Regions from separate parts of the Homo sapiens genome. Here region 1 is linked to region 2. The links are chromatin loops, found by intact Hi-C in ENCODE. Cell type or tissue: PC-3. All regions are shown on one strand. Links, peaks and the distances in the headings refer to the core of each region. The heading gives the core; the rest is flanking DNA.

Evidence for each region. Hi-C counts contacts between places; a loop is a spot of excess contacts. Peaks named below come from ENCODE experiments on the same cell type or tissue, not always from the same donor. Only the 100,000 strongest peaks of a DNase experiment are listed, where the experiment ranks them.
Region 1: it touches region 2 in a loop (7-fold over the local background); 1 of 110 quality-filtered maps calls a loop at or near these places.

Annotation. Positions count from the first base shown.
Region 1 is chr12:68,583,071-68,588,452 of GRCh38, reverse strand. No RefSeq gene overlaps it. Among named protein-coding and RNA genes, the nearest start is that of RAP1B, 25 kb to the left of the region's middle. RefSeq lists an enhancer at 546-595. In PC-3, for the core only: a CTCF peak has its summit at 3,313; a DNase peak (open chromatin) is centred at 3,482; H3K4me3 peaks cover 733 bases; H3K27ac peaks cover 1,678 bases.
Region 2 is chr12:68,433,796-68,439,177 of GRCh38, reverse strand. All of the region lies in intron 2 of LINC02384 (long intergenic non-protein coding RNA 2384), which reads left to right. Among named protein-coding and RNA genes, the nearest start is that of LINC02384, 15 kb to the left of the region's middle. In PC-3, for the core only: no CTCF peak of the experiment used is centred there; a DNase peak (open chromatin) is centred at 3,177; H3K4me3 peaks cover 810 bases; H3K27ac peaks cover 2,590 bases.

The DNA.
Region 1 (5,382 bases), core at 195-5,194, 150 kb before region 2:
TTGAGGTAGGAGAATCACTTGAACCTGGGAGGCAGATGTTGGAGTGAGCCATGATCACACCATTGCACTCCAGCCTGGATGACAAGAGTGAAACTATGCCTAAAAAAAAAAGAAAAAAAAAAAAAGCCGGGTGTGGTGGCTCACGCCTGTAATCCCAGCACTTTGGGAGGCCAAGGTGGGTGGATCACCTGAGGTCAGGACTTCAAGACTAGCCTGGCCAACATGGTAAAACCCCATCTCTACTAAAAATACAAAAATTAGCTGGGTGTGGTGGCAGGCACCTGTAATCCTAGCTACTTGGGAGACTGAGGCAGGAGAATCACTTGAACCTGGGAGGGGTAGGTTGCAGTGAGCTGAGATTGCGCCACTGCATTCCAGCCTGGGGGACAAGAGTGAGACTCCGTCTCAAAAAAAAAAAAAAAAAAGAAAAAAAAAAGAAATACCTGAGACTGGTTAATTTGTAATGAAAAGAGGTTTAATTGGCTCATGGTCCCACAGGCTATACAGGAAGCAATGAAGCATCTCCTTCTGGGGAGGCCTCAAGAAACTTACAATCATGGTGCCAGAGGGCAAAGTGGGAGCAGGCATCTTACATGGCAGGTGCAGGACCAAGAGCGAGAGAGGGGAGGTGCCACACACTTTTAAACAGCCAGATCTCACGAGAACTCTATCATGAGAACAGCACCAAAGGGATGGTGCTAACCATTCAAGAAGGACCATCTCAGTGATCCAATCACCTCCCACCAGGCTCCATCTCCAACACTGGGGATTAAAATTTGACATGAAATGTGGGCAGGGACACAGATCCAAACTATAGCACATGGTGACTGTGGTAGCTCTGACAGTGGAGGCAGGGAGCTCCCCTGTGCTGGTAATGTGGTTTTAATACACTGACAGTGGTTACTTAGTCAAGCTCTAGAGAACAGTCTTGGAAGCAGCTTCCTCTTTAACGACAAGGACAAAATTCTCAGCAGTGGCCACAAGAACATTGGCAATAGTAGCTGTTCTGCCATTTTCAGTGGTCTCTCCAGCACCACTGCAAACTAAATAGAAAACAAATGCAAATTTTATGTCTTTTTATGAAAATGTAGCTCCTGGTCTTGCTTGGAAACACATCAGTTCTGTAAAATAGAGCACTTTTTTATACCCTAATTTTCTCAAGAAATGATGTCATTTGTTTCTCAAATATTTAATATTTCTGTAACTACATGGTAAATCAAGATTGCTTTTCAATTCTTTGTGGTTTTTTTTTTGTTTGTTTGTTTTTTTTTTTTTTTTTTTTTTTTTTTTTTGAGACGGAGTCTCACTGTTTCCCAGGCTGGAGTGCAGTGGTGTGATCTCGGCTCACTGCAAGCTCCGCCTTCTGGTTCACGCCATTCTCCTGCCTCATCCTCCCGAGTAGCTGGGACTACAGGCGCCCCCCACCACGCCCAGCTAATTTTTTGTATTTTTTAGTAGAGACGGGGTTTCACCGTGTTAGCCAGGATGGTCTCAATCTCCTGACCTTGTGATCCACCCGCCTCCGCCTCCCAAAGTGCTGGGATTACAGGCATGAGCCACTGCACCCAGCTGCTTTTCAATTCTTCTGGTATTTTCAGCTTGGTGGTATGTAGTAGCTAGGTGATGACATTAGATAACATTGTTTTTAGAAAGGGAAATTTAAAATAATGTGTCTAGTTGGGACTCTACAGAGAAAAGAAGACAGTAAGTAATTAGCCAATTTATAACTAGGAACAAAAGATATAGCTCCAACCTTTACTTTTGAACAAAACAATGAAATAATATAAAAATAGAACAGTACTTTTTAGGTAATATAAGTGAGTTGAAACCTCGGCCAGGCATGGTGGCTCACTCCTGTAATCCCAGCACTTTGGGAGGCCGAGGTGGGTGGATCACCTGAGGTCAGGAGTTCGAGACCAGCCTGACCAACATGATGCAACCCCATCTCTACTGAAAATAAAAAAAAATTAGCTTGGCGTGGTGGTGCATGCCTGTAATCCCAGCTACTCAGGAGGCTGAGGCAGGAGAATCGTTTGAACCCGGGAGGCAGAGGTTGCAGTGAGCCAAGACCTCACCATTGCACTCTAGCCTGGGCAATAAGAGCAAAAGACTCCATCTCAAAAAACAGCAACAATGAAAAACCCTCATAAGAACATTGTATACGCTGTATAGCGTTTTTGGCCTTAACTATCTCTGCACATGGTAGAGTTTAAAGCTTCTTAAATTACACAATTTGCAGAATGCCACATAGTCTGACTTCCTTTACTGCATCGGTCATAGGGGACTGCTATGGTAGATCCTTTTCTTCTGCCTGTCTGGGAGATTCCTACCATTGCAAGCACTTCCTATGAGGTCAGAAATGACAAATGTATAGCAGACATGTCTATGCCCAGAGGACCACCACTCATCCATTCCAGCACTCTTTTTTTTTTCTTTTGAGACAGAGTTTCGCTCTTGTCATCCATGCTGGAGTACAGTGGCGTGACCTCTGCTCACTGCAACCTCCGCCTCCCAGGTTTAAGCAATTCTCCTGCCTCAGCCTCCCAAGTAGCTGGGATTACAGGCACCTGCCACCATGCCAGCTAATTTTTGTATTTTTAGTAAGGATGGGATTTCACCATGTTGGCCAGGCTGGTCTGGAACTCCTGACGTCAGGTGATCCAGCCGCCTCAGCCACCCAAAGTGCTGGGATTACAGGCATGGGCCACGGCTCCTGGCCCCAGCAATCTTTACCACTGAGCCCATGCATGGCCTCAGAATCCTTATCAGCTCACCATTCTAGGGCCCACTACCAATCGGTTGGAATTAACAGGAGATGAACTGTATTTGGTATTTTTGGATTAGGGAATTAAAACAGGGGCATTAGCTCTAAAGCCTATAGGGAAGTGAGGCTGTAATCCCAGCACTTAGGGAGGCTAAGGTGGGAGGATTGCTAGAGCCTGGGAGTTCAAAACCAGCCTGGGCAAGAGAGAGAACCCATTTCTACAAAAAATAAAAATTTAGCCAGGCATGTTGATGTGTCCTTGTAGTCCCAGCCAGTTGGAAGGCTGAGGCCATAGGATCACTTGAGCCCAAGAGGTTGAGGCTGCAGTGAGCTGTGATTGTGCCACTGCACTCCAGCCTGGGTGGCAAAGAAAGACCCTGTCTCAAATGAATAAATAAATAAAGTGAAATGAATGTATGTTACCTAGCAAAGAAGAAATTGACTTGCCAAGAATAAGACCTTTTTTGTTTTAATTTTTAATATCAGCTTAATATCTGGGCCTGAAGAATCAGGAGAGAGAGTTTGAGCATGAGGAAGCTAAGAATGGTAATGACCAGGTCTGCAGTTTGAGGAGCAGGACCAGGGAGGCAGCACAGAGAAGAGTAGATGAGAGAAAAAGCCAAATTTGGCTTGTTTTGCAATTCCCTGGGATCATGTTACTCCAGCTTGGTCTCTTTCCTAGTGCGGGCTACTAACAGTGACTCACCTGCCAGTTCCTGCATTACCTGGACTTTTTGGAAGTCTTCCACCAAATACTGGTTAGAGCAGCCCAGCCCCATCCACCTTGTGACAACTGACATCATGCTCGAAGCAAATCTGAGTAAATAGTAAATCCCTGTGCTGATCATTTCTAGTGAAAACGGAAAAAAAGCTTTTCTTTTCTTTCTTTTTTTTTTTTTTTGAGACGGAGGCTCGCTCTTTTGCCCAGGCTGGAGTGCAGTGGAGCGATCTTGGCTCACTGCAAGCTCCGCCTCCCGGGTTCACGCCATTCTCCTGCCTCAGCCTCCCGAGTAGGTGGGACTACAGGCGCCCGCACGGAGCCTGGCTAATTTTTTGTATTTTTTGTATTTTTTTTTTTTTTTTTTTTTTTAGTAGAGACGGGGTTTCACCGTGTTAGCCAGGATGGTCGCGATCTCCTGACCTCGTGATCCCCCCGCCTCGGCCTCCCAAAGTGCTGGGATTACAGGTGTGAGCCACCGCTCCTGGCAAGGAAATAAAGCTCTTAGTGACCTCGGAGACTATGAGATTTGTGGCTTTACAATGAATGGCCTGAGGTCACATGTGTAGCCAGCCAAATCTAGGAACTTCCACTTAAGGTTATCTGATAAAGTCACTTAATGGTGGGGATAATTTTATTGGCCCATTTAATGAAATGACAAAGACCATAATACAGCATTGCAAATTGCCACTTTCTCCTTTACTACCTGTGTGACCTTGGACAAGTCTTGCTATTTTTCTATTTCCTTATCTGTAAGGTAGTGTAATTCCTTTTTTTTTTTAAAAAAAGAAAAATGACAGCAAAATTTATTGAATGTATACTGTGCGGAAGACATTGAAGGTTGGTCCTGGGGAGTAATCAAGGATGGAATAAGGATAGACAGCACCTTGGAGGACCTTATCACACAGAATAGAGACAAGGAGAACAATAAGAACAACACAAAAGGGCTGGGCGTGGTGGCTCACGTCTGTAATCTCAGCACTTTGGGAGGCTGAGGTAGGTGGGTCACCCACCTCACCCACCTTTTTGTTTATGTTAATGGAAAAATAAAAGGCTTCCATATACTTTACTCTCTTGTGCATTATTTATGGAAGAAAAAAACACAGTGAGCAGGTAAATAGTTTGAAATTGATATATATAAGGATGTAGTATATGCTTTAGTATTGTTAACAGCTCAACCACAACACATTACCAATGGGAAAGGCAAAACTTGCTCCTATATAAGCCAGAAGCTTTGGAGCTAGTTATGGTACAAAACCCAAGTTTGCCATCTTCAAATCACACTCTGTTCATTAGAACAAAGATGCCAATGTGCAACCTTAACGTTCTGTTACTTTCGAAAACATTTACTCTTCTTTTGACTCTGAGCTGAAAGAAGCACAGAAGAGTTTTATAGCAACAAGCTAAAAATAAACTAATCTTCTGTAGTCCTCCCCCTTTTAGCAGTAGGAGTCTAACCCAATTAACAAAGTGATTTAAATGAAAATAAAATTGTGATCAGTTTTGGTTACTTTCTCCTCCTCCCTGCTGTTGAATCCCACTGTAATTAGCATTTTAATTTTTTAGTATCTAACTTTAGTCAAGAAGATGAAATTGAGAATGTATCCTGTGTAATTTTTGAGAATTTTTATTTTGTTCTCTACTAATACACTCTCCAGTCTGATGAACTTCCATATTTCCACAATTTTATACATACTTTTTCTCTAGAACATGAGGAATAACTCCAAGAGAAAGGACCAATTAGCAAGGAATTCACTATCTACATCTCTTCTTTTTAAAAAATTATTATTTGTGTTTTTTTTGTTTGAGATGAGTCTCCGTCACCCAGGCTGGAGTGCAGTGGTGTGGTCTCGGCTCACTGCAACCTCTGCCTCCCGGGTTCAAATGATTCACCCACCTT
Region 2 (5,382 bases), core at 121-5,120:
CTAGTTCATCTTCTACTTAGTGTTCTGAATTCACCTTTTGTTTAGAAAATTACCTCAGTCTTTAAGCACGGCAATCTCTTTCTCTAAAGGATTTATTCTATATTTCAAAGCAAGAACTGCAATGCATACTAATTTAACGTTTGTATTGACACTTACCTTAAAATGTGGAGAATACAAGCTAGGAAAAAGGATTTAAAAAATAGCCTGCTAGTCCGACTAAGTTCCAGCATACAAACAGAGTGATCTGGACATGTTGTGTGTCATAATCCCAGTGAGGAGGCTGGGACACATTTTCTTTCTCTGCCTTTAAAGTGAAGGAAGGGAATGGTCTTGAATATGCAAATGAATCTAATTTAATTAACTTTTACGACCACAGCTCCTTTGAGATAATCATGGGAGCCAATTCGATTTCCTTAAAATTCAGCCATTTCCCTAAAGCCTCCATGAGACACCCTTGTCTTTTCCAAGAAAAAAACAAAAACAAAAGCAAAATGTGAAAAGATCTAATCAGAAACAATGAAAAAGAGTAAGTTATCTGCTGCAGTTCTTCTATTTGGTCTCACCAGAAGCTGCTCACACAGTCATTTACTTCAGTTTGTCACTCCTGAGTCTGGCGCTGCCAGCCGCAGAGTGAAATCATTTCAGGTCAGTCATGTAACTGCTGACCCAGAGTTTATCCTAAACTGGGGCTATGAAAGGTAAAGGTAATGATATTTCATGCTTCTGAGCAAAAACTCAAGCCTCGTGAGGCTGAGGGAAGAATTGCCTTGACCTCAGGCCAGAGATGAAGACGAATTTATGCCACTTCTTCCTTTGCCATAATATTCTTTCCTTGTCCTCCCCCTGATTACAAATATAATACATATTTATTGGCCAGGTGCAGTGGCTCATGTCTGTAATCCCAGCATTTTGGGAGGCCAAGGCAGGCAGATTGCCTGAGGCCAGGAGTTCGAGACCAGCCTGACAAACATGGTGAAACCCCATATTTACTAAAAATACAAAAATTGGCTGGATCTGATGGTACGCCTGTAATCCCAGCTACTTGGGAGGCTAGGGCAGGAGAATCACTTGCACCTGGGAAGTGGAGGCTGCAGTGAGCCAAGATCGTGCCACTGCAGTCCAGCCTGGGCAACACAGCAAGACTCTGTCTAAAAAACAAAAAACAAAAAGCACTCCATATTTATTGTGAAAAATAAAAAAGAGAACAGAATGACTAAAAGAAGCTGCTCAGATCTTGGAAGAGTTTGGAAGGCTCTTTCCCAATTTTGATTCCTTCTTTTCCCCTTAATAAGCAGACTTTTAGAGGACTTTGTGGGTGGTGGTTGTGGTGGTAGTGGAAGACGGGGGTGCTAAGTTTGTGAAGTGGGGATGTTACATTCAAGTTCTTTTTCTTTTTTTTTTCCTTAAAAATTTTTTTTTATTGTGGTAAAATACTCATAACATTTACCATTGTAATCATTTTTAAGTGTGCAGTTCTGTGGCATTAATTACATTTACATTGCTGTTACCCATTGCTGTCATCCCCCTCCAGAAATTTTTCATTTTTCCCAACTGAAACTCTGTGCTCATTAACGATAACTGTCCAGCTCTTGGCTACCACTATTCTACTTTCTGTCTCTATGAATTTGACTATTCCAGGTACCTCACATCAGTGGAATCATACAGTATCTTTTTGTGATTTGCTTATTTCAGTTAGCTTAATGTCCTCCAGTTTCATCCATGTTGTAGCATGTATCATGTCAAAATCTCCTTCCTTTTTAAGGGTGAGTAATATTTCATTGTACATATATATCACATTTGCTTTTCCATTCATTTGTCAATTGACACTTGGGCTGCTTCCACCTTTTCGCTGTTGTGAATAGTGCTGCTATGAACACGGGTATACAAATATCTCCTTGAGACCCTGCTTTCAATTATTTTGAGTATACACTCAGAACCTTCCTTTTCTTTTAAACCTATATTCCACACCACTCACCTCTCTTGTTTCTAACACTATGCAATTACATAGCTGCCCATGGTTTCTAAATCCTGGCCCCTGAATCATTGTTCATGGTTGAAAAGTATGTGGTGGTTCCACCCATTATCCGATCCACCTGAAAGTGCCTTGAGACACGTTCGGCAATGTGCAATTGGGTTTCTGGGAGCTATGCTACCTGCTAGTTCTAGAAACATTAAATGTCACATGACTTAAATATTGCAATTAATTTTAGCATGACCAGAGGCAATATTTCTACTTCTTCACATAGGCGAGCTATGTCTAAAACAAATATCTTCTGAAGAGTAGGTCACAGTGCTGTGCATTACATGATTATATAATTGTGCAGGCTACTAATTGGAATGTAGAGTTAAAGTTACTGTAGGAGGTTTTTCAACTGAGTAGATTAAAGAACTCAAAGTTTATATTTCCTTTAGTTAGATTTTTAAAATAATAAAGTACTTAAATTCTAACAAAAGATACACAATTATAAAATAATTAGAAAGAAAAAAGATGATGTGATAAACAGACCACTTCTGTGCTTATAAGACAAAAGGAGAAAGAAAGGTAATAAAAAACAATTAAAACCAAAGTTATTTTCCCACTGATAATTTTATCTGTCTTTCTTTTCAAGTCCTTTAGTCTCAAAATTATTCACTCTTCCATGTCCTAGTCCAGGATGAATATTCTGTGCCTGAATTATTGCAATTTCAACAGCTAAAATCTATTGAACACTTAATTCCATGCCAAACACTGTTAGCCTAAAGCATGTATCAGCTTACTTTAACCCTTGTATCAACATTCTGAAGTCAGTTTTATCACTCGGGGCAACTGAATATCTAATATTCATTCTCCTCTCTTCTTGCTTGCCCACAGAGTGCAATTTTGCTTGGAGTATCAATGTATTCAATTAAATACTCATGTTCCCAGTCTCCATCACTGCTAAGAGGTCCGGTGATCCAGTTCTAGCAAATGGGATGTAAGCAGAAGTCTGCTGGGGGCTTCTGGGAAGCTTTTTTCTTTCCTGATAAAATGAGACACACATAGCTAGATTAAAGCTCTTGACGTGCCCCTGCTTCTTTCTGTTTTAAGTCTATGACCTAAGACAGAAATGTTATGGCTGGAGCTATAGCAGCCACCTTAGAAACACAAGGCAATGAGCCAACTTGCTAAGAAAGGCAGAGTTGAAAGCTAGAGAGAACCTGGAATCCTGGTGGCATTGCTGAGCAGTTGAATCATTCCCAGCAACTGCCTACCTCTCTACCTTCAGTTATAGGGGAAAAATAAACTATTTATTTAAGCTATGAGTAGACGGGTGTTTAGTTACTTGCAGCTGTAAGCCTTCCTAATCCCATGTTTCAGTTAAGGAAATAAAAGCCTAAGTAACTTACTAAAATATATATGATCCTTCAGTGGTGATATGGTGATTTGAACTTATATTATCTGACCTAGAGTCTAAGCTTAGTCTCTTAGACATGGTTCTATGTCACATCCCCCTTGTGCTATATTGCAAGGTCTACTTATGAGTTTTTCAGGAAATAAACTTGATCTTGAGCCTCCCTCTTACTTCTTCTTCTCACAGATGCCAGTGTGATACATCTAAAGCCAGATCTGACCTTCTCACTTTCTTGCTTAAAACCATCAACAATATTTCTTTCTGTAGAGCTGGGATGTAACCTCAACTGTCTTGAGAGCCAGGTAGATAAAATAATTGATAGAGGCAAGTAGATCATAAGAAAATCAATTTTGTTGGTGTATTAGTTAGCTACTGCTGCGTAACAAATTGCCCCCAAAACTTAGCAGCTTAAAACAATAAATGCTCATTTCTTATATGGTTTCTGAGGGTCAGGAATCTGGGAGCAGCTTAACTGAATGGTTCTGGCTCAGGTCTTTCATGAGTTTGCAGTCAAGATGTTGATGGGGGCTTCAATCATTTGACTACTAGAATGGAGCTGGAAGTTCTGCTTCAAAAAGACTCACTCCCATGGTGATTGCTGGAAGCTTCAGTTTGTCACCATGTGGGCCTCTCCTCACAACATGTCAGCTGTTTTCTTCCAGAGCCAAGTAATCTAAGAAAGGCAGAATGACAGCTAGCCTGGGAAATGGAATAACATCACTTCTGTCACATTCCATTGGCCAAACATATCAAACTTGATACAGCATGAGAGGGGACTATACAAGAATGTGGATACCAGGAAATGAGGATCAGTGGGGACCAGCTTGGAGGCTGACAACAACAGGTAGATATTGGACAAAAGGGTAATATTTGCTATTTAGTTTCAGCCAATTGTTCCACTACGTGGAATACAGGTCTTATGTTACTGGATTTTCCCATTTCTCAAATAAAGTTAGATATATGAGTTTCTGAGTTATATCCCATGGTAGTAAATGCTGACTCAGAATTGTAAAAAATCCTGTGTAGGTCAAATAAAATACAAATGCAGTTCAGATATGGCCTGTGAGTTGCCATTTTGCAACCTCTGTGGCCCATAGCTTGGAAAACATATGTAGGTCCAATTCCAATCTGTGATACTGCCTGAAGTGATATTTTCAGTAGGATTTTGAAGACAAGTCCAGGCCTAGCCAGGAATGTACCATGGTAATTTAATAATATCTTCCATGGATAAAGGAGGGGAGAGTGATGACATATGTGCCTCAGATTGACAGAGACGGCTATATAATTCATTACCCAAACTAGGATACTTTTGAGAGTAAAGGGAGGTGCTATATTAATTATGCTGACATAGTGACCATAAATTAGGACTGACTCAGGCAAACCAGGATGTGTGGTCACCACCTGCACTGCCCTTAGTGAAACCTTCCCACTTCTGAACCCCGCTGCCCACACTCCTGCTGTTCCCCCGCTCATCCTATCTTCTCTTCCCCACTCATCTGTTTCCTCCTGGACTTCAACTTCTTCAAGTTCCAGTGGAAGTATCACTTTTTTTCCTGTTGTCTTCACCTCCTCCCCTCCTTTTCAGGTGAATCACTCTTTTACCAGAGTTTTGTAGTATTTTATACATATCTTTAATGCAGCATTTCTGACAGCAACCTATGCACAGGGGCCAGTGGTTACTCATTTAGGATTCTCAGTACCTATCTCAGCATCTGGCTTAAAGTAGGTGCTTGATGATAATTTATTGGAATTTTATTTTGAATCTCACCTCCCCTCTTTTTCTCTAATACCCTCTGCAGGAGATGATAATGAATAGTGAAAAATGCCAAGCAGACAATAAGCAGAAGGAACAGAGGAAATCCACAAACTGGATAATTGTTTCTTGAGTAACTGACCATCAATCTAGATAGTGGTTGCAGTAATTTCAAATTCTTCTCTTCCTTTTCACTTCAGGTGAATGAAACCTGTTTTCACCGAGAATGAGCTTCTGTCTTGATAGTAAGAATCGCTA